3 separate regions of the Homo sapiens genome follow, and regions 1 and 2 are each linked to region 3. Evidence: chromatin loops called from intact Hi-C (ENCODE). Cell type or tissue: MCF 10A. All regions are shown on one strand.

What was found. Hi-C counts contacts between places; a loop is a spot of excess contacts. Peaks named below come from ENCODE experiments on the same cell type or tissue, not always from the same donor. Only the 100,000 strongest peaks of a DNase experiment are listed, where the experiment ranks them.
Region 1: it touches region 3 in a loop (3.0-fold over the local background); 3 of 110 quality-filtered maps call a loop at or near these places.
Region 2: it touches region 3 in a loop (5-fold over the local background); 9 of 110 quality-filtered maps call a loop at or near these places.

Annotation. Positions count from the first base shown.
Region 1 is chr5:127,086,165-127,090,164 of GRCh38, reverse strand. No RefSeq gene overlaps it. Among named protein-coding and RNA genes, the nearest start is that of C5orf63, 15 kb to the right of the region's middle. In MCF 10A, no CTCF peak of the experiment used is centred here; a DNase peak (open chromatin) is centred at 1,794.
Region 2 is chr5:127,312,074-127,316,073 of GRCh38, reverse strand. All of the region lies in intron 1 of MEGF10 (multiple EGF like domains 10), which reads right to left. Among named protein-coding and RNA genes, the nearest start is that of MEGF10, 23 kb to the right of the region's middle. In MCF 10A, CTCF peaks have their summits at 1,808 and 2,038 (motif pointing right); a DNase peak (open chromatin) is centred at 2,033.
Region 3 is chr5:126,959,933-126,963,932 of GRCh38, reverse strand. All of the region lies in intron 1 of MARCHF3 (membrane associated ring-CH-type finger 3), which reads left to right. Among named protein-coding and RNA genes, the nearest start is that of MARCHF3, 69 kb to the left of the region's middle. In MCF 10A, no CTCF peak of the experiment used is centred here; a DNase peak (open chromatin) is centred at 2,082.

The sequences.
Region 1 (4,000 bases), 130 kb before region 3:
GATAGAGGAATCTGAAAGTTTGGTGCAGCCTTAATGGCTGTCATTGCTGAGAAAGATGCTTCTCCAAAATATGTTGATCCAAATGTGGGAAAGATGCATTGTTGGCTGGGCTTACTAAATCATGAAACTTATTTTAACTTGCATCCACCAGTTATGAGAAAGTTCTTTTTTTAAGTTTGCTAGTGAATTTCATTTTTTCCTGCTCTATCATTTGTTCTTGCCAGCAAGTTAGAACTTAATGAATTTTTATGTGTTTAATAAATGCGTTCTTCAAAATATCCTGAAACTCTTCACTTTAAAATCGATTTTAAAATTTTATTACTAGGTTTTCTAAGTTTCCAGTGTTCTGATTGTTAAAGGTTATACATTTACACAGCTTTGGCAACAAAAATAACATTAACGATGGAAACATTTTCAGCCATTATTTGCAAAATGCTTTTATCATTGCAGAGGTTTTTGGTTTTCTTTGTTCAAAAAGCAACTGATTTCTCACCTTAGAGAAGTAAATTAGTTTGACTGAGAAAGACTCTTCCTTTAAACCCCACTCTTTCACTGATTACTGAGTGATCTTGGGGAAGTCAGTTTTGCCTTTCTGAGCCTTGGTTTCCTCATCTGTAAAATGGAGTTAATTGTCCCTACTTTTTAAGGCTGTGTCATGAGTCAATGACTTAACCCACTGAAAGCAGAACATGCCTGGTCCATGTATTTAAATGGGACCAGTAAGTGTGTTTATTTGTTCAAAACTGTCTAAGAAGTCTACTACCATCTGCCACTTGTCACAGGAAGTCAGCATACTTGCATGATTGCATGCTTCTTCTTGTAAGAAAAAATGCACAACTTTAAGTTAGACTGTGCTTTATTTCATCCCAAGATAACCCACAAACCTCTTTGTGACACAACAATTGTCATGTTTATTTCCCATTTCATTTAAGCTAAAGCTAATACTATTTGCAATTCTGCAATTTAAGATGCATTTCTTTCACAGGGCACAGTTAAACTACAGGTGTATGGAAACATGTGAATGTAAACAAACAAAGGAAGATCCTGCTGCAGCCTTCCGTGTTGGAGGACTCCTGCTCTTGCTGCAGTGTCCTGTGTGACCTCTCAGATGTGGCACAAGACTGTCTGATTCACTAGACATCAAATGTTAGTAGGCCTACTTTCTTTTTTTTACTCTTATATAGAATGTAAATATCAAGGGGATTTCATGTATCTTGTGCCCTCCACTGTGGAGTCCATTGCTCTGGTCTAGCAGTTTCTAACAAAGATTCTCTACATACTACCAGAGCTACTAAGTCAGACTCCTTGGGTGAGGTCTGCTTCTCCACCAGCTCCCAGCCTGCTGGCGTCTGACAACTTGATGAAACTAACCTCCCCACGTGGGCAGCTCCTTTACAGCAGCCTTGACAGGTGTTCATCTTCTTGAACATTTCTGATGATGAAGAGCTTATTACCTTCCAGTGTGGTCCAGCTCATTTTTGGACTCCTATAATTGTCAGAAAACACGTTCTTCTGCCCTCCCTGTAGCTCTTCCCACTGGTATAAGTATATTGCTCTCTGGTGTCACACAGAAAATGATTCACCATCTCCTCCCCTCTTCTCCCTCTCTCCTCCCTAGACCCTTAAATCAATTCCCAACTGACTTGGTTTCTAGAATGTTTCTCCCACCCAGATTCCCCTCCCCTGGCTGGTCTACTACTTGGAAATATTGCTCAATATCTTGTGTGTCATCGGGCCAGGGCAGAGCACTGTGGGTGTGTGGCCTCCTCTGATTGCTGCTGCAATGGGACTGTTAATGCCAAAGAGATTCATCATCACCAGCTGAGATTTGCCTGCTCTCTCCAATTGGGTGCTATGTATATATGCAGCACTACATTCATGAATGGTAGAAATATCTTGCATAATTGAGTTGAGGGATTTTGAAACTCTCTTCAAGATATTTCCTCTGTGTCCACACGTACATAATATACTGGTTCATGGTGCAAAGTCCTAAAGATATGATATTCTAAAGTTTGTGTTTCTATCTTCATCTTGTTTCTTACCATTAAAAATATGGCATCAGGCTGGGTGCAGTGGCTCACGCCTGTAATCCCAGCACTTTGGGAGGCTGATCAGGAGTTCAAGACCAGCCTGGACAACATGGTGAAATCCCATCTCTACTGAAAATATAAGAATTAGGCAGGTGTGGTGGCTGGCATCTGTAATCCCAGCTACTAGGGAGGCTGAGGCAGGAGAATCGCTTGAACTAGGGAGGCGGAGGTTGCAGTGAGCTGAGACCATGCCACTGCACTCCAGCCTGGGCAACAGAGCAAGACTCCATCTCAAAAAAAAAAAAATGGCATCAGGACAAGCACTGAACCTAGGATCATGTCAGTTGGTACCATGTAGGCCCACCTCTACTGTGTGACTTTCAGCAGGACACTTACTCTTTTTGTGTCTCTCAACCCTCAACAGATAATATGAGAATATCAGTGCCTACCCTCCTGACCTCAGAAAATTTTAGCAAGAATTAAATTAGTTACAAATTGTGAAAATTTTTTACAGTAGCTTTTAAAAATAGAATGTATATATTACTACCGTTATTATTACTATGTAAGCTGTAGGCACTTAATAAATATTAATGGAGAAATGAAACATAAATGATAGAGAAAGGGCTAAATAATGACAAGAAGGAAGATCAGAGTAAGATAAGACGTAACATCAATTCAAGCTCTTGGCACCTTAAGCCATTGTCTGTCGCCGATGGCAACACAGAAAGAATCACAGTACTTTAAGTCCAGGACAGTGTTTAAAGAATTCAGGGCTTACTTTCTGGCAAGGGATCATCTCACCCATGATTTCTAAAGCTCCATGCAGTTAATGAGGCATCTAGTAGCACCTGTTCAGAATTTACCCAGGAAGAAATGTAATGGGGAAGAGGCAGAAGCTAAGAGGTAAGGCTCACATTCATCAATGCACATTGCTAGTCTTCCGAGGATAGCAAAATATTTAACTGCTGGGCAGCAAATCCCATTTGACTGTTTAAGTAAGAGGTAGTGATTAATATCAAGCTAAAAGTATGTGCCTTTCTACATTTTATTATATAAAATACACTAATGGCGTATATATGAAATAAAATTGCATTTTCAACAAGTTTTTCATTCTCCCATGAACTAAGCGTCACAGGATATTTGTTCCTATGCATTTAGTCATCCATCCATTTATTCAAACAAACATCTCTTAAGTGAATATTATGTGCTCAGCTTTGTCCCAGGTATAGCAGGACTAAAAGATGAATAACCTTGTAGTCTGGGCATAGGAGACACACACACGTACAGCGAGAGAGAGAGAGATTTAAATGCACCATGATGTGATTGAACACAGACAGATGACTCAGGGTGCAGAGGGCCTTACAGGTGATCTTTGAGCAGCAGATCAGTCAGGACTCAGCTGTAGATCAGAGAAACCATTCTAGCAAGTTTAAGTAGAACAGGATTTAATACAGGAAATCAGGTGCTAACAAAATCTTTGAAAGGTCAGGAAAAACAGTCTCTGTGAAACCTGGAGAAATATATCCTAGAACAATACTGCAGAACCGGACTCCCAGGTGGAGCTGCCTTCTCTGCCATATTCAGGAAGCTTGGAAATCAAAAGACTGACAGTGCAACCACTGGCTCCAGGAATACACCTCATTTGCAATTTTCAAGGGTACAATTGTTGGTTCCTGTTAGATCCTTGCTGGGGGGAATAATAAAGGCTAACAGACCACACAGCTCTTGCCATTTAACTCAATTCTGATTTTAAGTCTTCTGTGAATGCATCTGACTAACAGAGCCCTAAATCATATTTGGAACCTCTGCAGTACAGAAACCCCAAGAAGAGGGTTTGCATAGCTACCAGTGAGCCTGTTTAGCTCACCCAGATCAGCAGAAAATGTAAAGATGAAACAATATTAGGGTGGAGAAGGGGAAAGGACTGAAGCTAAGAGGAACAGCATGTGCATGATACTAACCAGTATTGG
Region 2 (4,000 bases), 350 kb before region 3:
TCCATTGATAAAAAGCACAATTCCTGGGGCCTGCCTGTGGGCCTGGTACAGGGACCCATTTCAGCAAACTTCACCAGAAAGAACAATGTGTGGGAATATACCCTAGGATGAACCTTCAGTAATTAGCAGATTGCTACGGTCTACAGCAACTGAAAGACTGCTCTGCTTCAACATGTTCTTAGAGTGTTAGATTAGCACACTTTAGAAAATAAAAAGATTTTTATTACAAAGTGATTCAAAATATATGCTTGAAATATAGACAGAAAGAAAAAGGGTTATTTTGTTTTGGTTTGTTTTTTTAAGACAGGGTCTCACTCTGTCACCCAGGCTGGAGTGCAGTGACACAATCACAGCTCACTGCTGCCTCAACCTCCCAAACTGAATGGATCCTCTCACCTCAGCCTCCTGAGTAGCTGGGACTACACATGCATTCCAACACACCTGGCTAATTTTTGTATTTTTGTAGAGACGGGTCTCATCATATTGCCCATGCTGGTCTTGAACTCCTGGGCTCAAGCAATTCACCTCTATCAGCCTCCAAAAGTTCTGGGATTACAGCCATGGGCCACCACGCCCGGCAAGATTCATATATTTTTAAGTTTTAATTTTGAGAAGGAATTAAGATCTGTGATGGTCTTTGATGAAGGTCACATTGTGATTATAAATTTTAAAATATATTAATGGACCCCAAATGTACATAAGTGTTTGTATATTACCTAAATAAGGCAAGAATTTCCTTTATGCACAGGTGGGCATAAATGCACACCAAGTATAATGTTAAAAATAAATACATAAATAAACTGGAACATTAATATCAAGATAATTACAGTTTTTATGGGGAAAAAACCTTTAATTTTAAGCAGGTTCTGATAACTCTTTAAGGGCAATTTGAACTAAGGAAGCTAAAGGTTTTTGAACTAACACTGAGTTCTGAACTCAGCAGGGCCACAAGCTTTGCAATCTCTGACATTTTCCTTAATCTCTTCTGTTCTTGTCCTCATCAAATGTCATTTCCCTGTTGCCTTTATTATAAATTCTCTCCCTCAGCTCCTTTTTTTTAAGATTCAAAGTCTTTAATAGCAGTATCTTCATTTTACTGCAAATATTGGAAACAACAGCAGCCAAAAGCACTTAAAATTAAGTGCACCCCATCACAATGAATACATTCATTTCCTTCTTATAAATACAGTTTCCATAAACTATATTACTGTCATTTGTTCAAGATTTTAAACTTCCTAATCATTTAACTTAAACAGGAAAATAAAATCTAATGAATGTAAACCATACATGAAGAATATCTCAATTGAAGAATCTATGAAGGGTAGAAATAGTTCCTGCCTGGAATATATTTTTCATATCCCGCTAATTTGAAAGAGCCTATGATTCATTCCTAAAATTCCCTTAGTCCAACATGTAAGCCTCCCTAATTGTTTGAAATTCAAACCATTACATAAGCTTTCTGTCAACTTACTTCTCTCTTTGCAATAATTTATTTTCTCATCCAAGATCTACTTAACAGTGTGTTCAGGACATAAGTAAAAATTCTCTAGTCTTTTCACTAGAAACTGCATAGAAATCTCTAACGGAACCAACTCTCCACATCCTTCATCTGATATTTCTCCATTGCCTTGGGCTGCTGGTCATCTTTTGACATAACCAATCCCACCTCTTCAACTAGACTGTTGGGTCCTTGAAAGCAGAGCCCATGGTTTTGTCTTGTCTCCTATTCTACTCCTCCCTGACTTCTACTTCTCTCCCCATCTGCAAGAATATATAGATGATCAATATACGGTTGCTAAGTAAGAACAATACCAGGATCTATAAAGTCATGAAACATTAAAGTATATTGAGCACTTGAGGAGAGTCAAGAGATCATATCCTGTGAGTCCCAGACAACCGATCCAGAGGGGTGAGGTGGGAGAGAAATAACAGAGTGGGATCCATAACTGGGGAGAACAGATGCCTCAGCAGGCAGCCTGGGTAACTGAGAAACAATCCCTGAAGTGACCTATTCCGCCAGGAGGTGGCGCTTCAGCTCAGGGCCGCCCTTGGTTGGCCAACTTTCCACTTCATCTTCAAGGCATCTCCCCGAACCTACAGAAATATCTCCCCACCAGCAATGGAACCGAAAGTAAAACATGAGGTGTATCATCCCAGAAAGTCTTGCCCTTCTTAGGAAAAACTATAAGGAAGTTATTCTGAATCTTATTTAAAGAAAAGCTTTACTTTTTCAGCAATTGAATAATCCTGAGGGAGGTGTCTGCCTGACCACAAGTCTTCCCCAATGTATCTGGGAGTTCTCACTTTTAGATACAAGGTGTATATAGGGGTGGTTTCTTAAAACAAATTTTAATGTGGCAAAATCTGAGTCTGTACATTGCTGATTTTACATTTAGCAAGAAACATGTTTAACATCAATGGAGGAAAAGGTTGTCTAAATGGATAAAGGTAGTAAAAAGTGAATTGTAAATATTGTTTCAGACGAGAAAACAAATATGAAGTGCCATAAAGGTTAGTACTGTTTTTATATGTGTCCGTGCATATAAGTGTGTACAAATGTTAAATACACACAAATTACATTTTAGGCTAATCGGATGAGTAGGTTAAGTTTATGCTTTATTAACACAAGAATTGAAATTATAATTAAATCTTGATTCTTCTCCATAAATCATATGCTTTATGGGTCAGGTTAAGAGAATCTAGTCAACTACAAATTCTCTTGGAGGTACCCTGAAAACTCAGAAGTATGCATTTGGAGAAAGATAATAAAGCAATAATCTTACAAAGTGGATCTATGGCTACATGGAATTAGAAACAAACAAAAAAATTATCTCTGGGATATAGATGTGGCTTCCAAATCTACACGATCCCATAGAGCCGTGTCAGAAAGACAGCCATCCTTTCCCAAGAGCCCCAGGGTCACAGAGAACCAGCCTTCACAATCCAGGAAGAGCTAAAGAGAAAGTTTTCAGCTGTGTGTTCTTGCTGTTGAGAACGTATACTTTTTCTACCTGTCCCAAGTCATTAAATTCTTAGATTAATTTCCTTTAATGATGAGCCAGATTCATGTTCATCATTTAAAAAGAAAGAAAAACAACCTTAATGAAGACATTTGCCTTAGAAACTGCCACAATCAAAGACAGACCTTTTCAGATGTAATTAAATTTTTTTCAAGATAATTTATCTTATTAAAATATGGTAATTTACCATGGTTTCAGGTTATCTGAAACCTTTCTAAGATTGAAAGCTATAGTTAATTTCTTGCTATAAGCAGTAAAATTGAACCTAAGAGAGTCAGAGAACATTTTACATTTACAAAAGCACACAAAAGCTAAAACTGTTTATTTATATCCAAGGTACTTATAGGAAACTGGTTGTACCCCAGGATTCTGCATATGGTTTGGTATTGGAGTGCAAAGCACAACCCAGAAAGAACATAACTGTCCTGGCTAAAAGGATCCAACCTTCCCTCTGAGGCATCCTTGCTGATAAGAACTTCAGAAGAAAGTCCTTACAGAGATGTAAGTTTTTACCACATCAGTATGCCCAATTCAAAACTCTGTGCGATTGGGGGTTTAATGAAGCACTTTGTTATTCTCTGAAACAAAAATGAAAAAATAGAGACAGTTCTTCAGGCTTAATCACCACATCTGTTATTAGGCCCTTTACTGTGATTGACTGGAGTGTATGTCGGACACGGTGCCAAAAAGCTCCCCATAAAAGCAGCTTCCTGCTCACTGCCTGAATGGCATTGGTCTCTGTTATGACCAGGATTTATATGGCAAACAAGCAAAGCCTGGTGCCCACAAGCCACTGTGCCAGCCGAAGGCACTTTTTCCTGGTGCCAGTTAAGATAGAAGTGGGACCTGGGCTGCTTGCTCTGACTTCCATCCCTCTTTGCCTTCTCTCCCTCCTTCAAAACTGACCATGCTTCCCTGGAGACCATGAAAAGGAGGCACAGTGAGAGAGGAAGGAGCAAGGCGAGACGAGGTGGGGGCTG
Region 3 (4,000 bases):
GTTTATGACTCTCTCAGCCCCTGATGCTTCCCCTTAGGTGGGTTCTCTGTTACATGGAGACTAAGAAAGAATGACAGAGATTTCAGTGAATTATGTGAATAGACTTTAAGAGTTTAACGTCAGTACTCTTGATATTGTGACATCCTAATCTTTTTGTTTGTTTTCCTGACAGAAGAGTGTATACCAATTAAAGAAGAGTCAAAATCCTCTACTTGCTCTTTTTCAGCTGCTTAAAAACCCACCAGATTTTTTCTTAATTTACCAATTATAAAGCTAAATTTAAATTTTTGTCAGCTTCTATTTCTAAAAAATGCTTAGTATCTTAGATCCAATTAATCTTGTCTTAGCTCAAAGTATAAATAAATCTCTGTAGCAAATATCTCTTACGTCATGCAGAAGATGTGAGTGCTTGGTTTTTTGTTTTTTAAATTTTCTTCTTAAATGTAGCATTTTTTAATAACACTAACGTTTTAATGATTTTTTTCTCCTTGAAAATGTTGACTGTTTAAGATTGGTCAAATCTTCTATTTTGGTTTAAATGGGTATTACCATTAATATTGTCTGAATTTTTCCTACAAAAATAACAAACATGATGTATAATTACTCTAGTTTATCTTTTAAAGAAGAATTGTATTATTTTAGGGTCTGTTCTTATAATTCATCAAAAATATTTTTGTAACAATTCATAAAAATGGCTTATCTTCCAAGGAGACAAACTATAAGACTGGTCATTCTTTGCTCACTTGTTTCATAAGCTAAATAAAGAGGGTTAGAAAATAATAGAAAAACTCTATTGAGTGGCTACTCAGTGCTGCATACTAGGCTAAACATTACATACATTATCTGGTAAGGCTTACAACATGCTATAAGCAGTGATAGGTGTTGTTATCATCTTAATTTTGTATATAAGGAAAATAAAGCTTAGAGAACGTCAAGTTGCCCACAGTTACACAGGCAGAAAGAAAACACTTTCTCATGAAAAAATCATTATAAAATGGAGTCGATAACAGGTTACAGCATCACAAGTGCATATTTGTTTTATTATTGTTGCTACTATTGAAAACATATAGTTATACACACACACACACACACACACACGCACACACACACACACACACAGGTTGAGTATTCCATATTCAAAATGCTGGGACCAGAAGTGTTTTGGATTTCAGATTTTTTTCAGTTTCTGGGATATTTGCATATACATAATGAGATATCTTGGGGATGAGACCTAAGTCTAAACATGAAATTCATTCATGTTTCATATACACTTTATACACATAGCCTGACATTAACTTCATATAATATTTTAAATAATTTTGCACATGAAACAAAGTTGTGTATATTGAACTATCAGAATGCAGAGTGTCAGGTATGAAATTTTCCACTTGTGGCATCATGTCAGCAATGAAAAAGTTTCCTATTTTGGAACATTTTGTATTTTGTATTTTCAGATTGGGATGCTCAACCCATATATAAATAAATATATGTAAACACACACACATACACACACACACATATATGATTATTGTTAATAGAACATTAGACTGGAAGGGAATGACCATAGCACATTAATCCCCTCATTTTCCAAATGAAGAAATTTAGGGCCACAGAAATGAAATGACTAGCCCACAGGGACACAGCCAGTTAATTGAATTTCAAAATCAATCTGCAGAGATATATATATATAGAGAGAGAGATATATAGATATAGATATATAGGGTGTGTGTGTGCCTCCTGAGTTCCATGAATGTTTACCAAAAAATTTCTTTCCTAGGTTCTCACATTGTAAAACTATCATGTTAATGTCATAGACCCATATATTTGTTTCTTCACATGATGCTTCCTCCCTAACTCTGTAGGACAAAGAAATACACTGCATATTTATGTTAAGTTTTGCAGGTGCCTGTTTGTTTACACTGTGAATGGGTAACCATGGTTGCTTCAGCATTATCACTCTCAAGCTTGTCCATATAATTGTGTAGTGGTATCACTGGGGTTGTGAAACAACCAGTAATATTCTTCTTTGTGTTTATATTTAGTAGTGACTGTTAATGGTGTGATTATAGGATGTAAACAAGCTCCACCTAGAGTGAGCTCAAATGACTCAGTGACTGCCTGGGGGCCGGTTGCCCCATGCATATTGCATTCAGAAATGAAAATATCCAGCGTAGACAAGTTTATTATGACTATAAATTTGACTTCATACTATTACTACTTCAAGCCAAATTACATATGTTTGATGAGGCATAATTTCTTATTAGATCCAAAGAATACCAGGGCAGACTACATTGCGATGGAATTATAATTTGAATTTTAATCATTTTGTTCTTTTCCAAATTCTGACTAATGAAATAAATTCAGTACTGTAGTTACACAAATGAATAGGGGACAGCATAGGACAAAAAAGGAACAAATTGTATTGCTTATCATTAATATTTTTTATAAACATAAGCATAACTGTTGGCATTTATTCCTGCCCTTTTCATCAGCCTTATGGTGGTTGCTTCTGAAAGACAGATGTCTGAGTTTGGACATCTCTGATTGGGGATTGAACACCCCAAATTCTGCCCTCTCACGATTCTCTGAAATTTTATTTTGATAACCTCTATGCAAATCCTTCATGTAGATCAATGTTCCTCATTTTTGACAAAGAGAATGTGTTGAAACCTTTTCAACAAAATATCTTTTGTGAAGAGGGGAGGGAATTGTAGGAAGGACCTGTGTTTGTGCTTGCTATATTTCTCCCTTTTCTTCAGTACTTCTGGGATTCAGACATATGAAATAAATGTTTACAATAAAAGATGCCATTGAATACATGAAGTCATAGCTGGAATTGCCTCTAACACCTCATCTTATTATCTGTACTAAGTACACCATCAGCTGCATTTGTATAATATAAATAATAGAAGCATGGAGTTACCTGAATAATGAGCAATTTCTCCTTAATTCTAACTACTTTTAATTCATTCTAGTGAGTACTTAGCTTCTAATCAGAATATTTATTGTCTGATCATTTTTCTAAATCACAATTACATATTTGTGTATATGAACAATCAGAGTTTCATAAGGGTTAAGGAGTCAGGTGAAATAAGCCAGTGGAAACAAGATGATATATAATTTTTAATATTAAAAGTATGGTATTTGCCACACTGCTAGACAGTTCTCTCTTTTTTAATGCATAAAAATGGCAAAATATCATTGCTGTGAATGTCTTGAGAGTCTGGTGTCTGGCTATATACTGTTTTTCTAAAGTATTTAAGTCATCAAAACAGTAGCAGGAGGTCATTGTCTAATGTTACTTTACAGCTGGAGGCAGGCAGATCAGGAAGATCTTAGATTCATTTTACAAAAAATGTTCACATGGGAAAATATTAATAAGTGTTAAAAAATTAAAAAGAAAAGTTTTAGGGTTTGCATTAAACAGGAATAAGATTTATACTCTGCTTCTGTAAGGGTATTGAATATCATTTCAATTTGCAAATATTGATACAACTGTCATTATTTTCAAATTGCGACAATTTTGAGTTTTCTTCACTTGAAACATTGTCCCAAGGGGCATTATGACTATTAAACTAATCTTTATTCATGATTTATACAGCCTGAACTCAAATCTCTGGAACGAAATTAGTAAATCATGTGTCAACTGAGAGAATAGCAGAAACCGTAAACAATTTGATGAACAATTTCTAGGTGAATGGCACCACTTATGCCAACTTTTAGTTTATGGAAATTTTCTATGTAAGATATAAAAACTCTTAGGACCTCCTGGAAACAGTAGAAAGTCACGTTCTTGCTGGATTTACTCCAAGATGGGTTGAAACCAGGCTGGATCAAACCGTTGTATGGACCGTTGGAAAGATAATTAGCAGGGAATATCACACAGCTTGACTTCATAGCATTCTAAAACTCTAACTCAAACCCCTCCTGCTGCAATTTATGCCCATTTCTTCTTGCGGTTTTCTCAGAGGAGCTCTTAGAGCATAACTGAGTGCCTTCG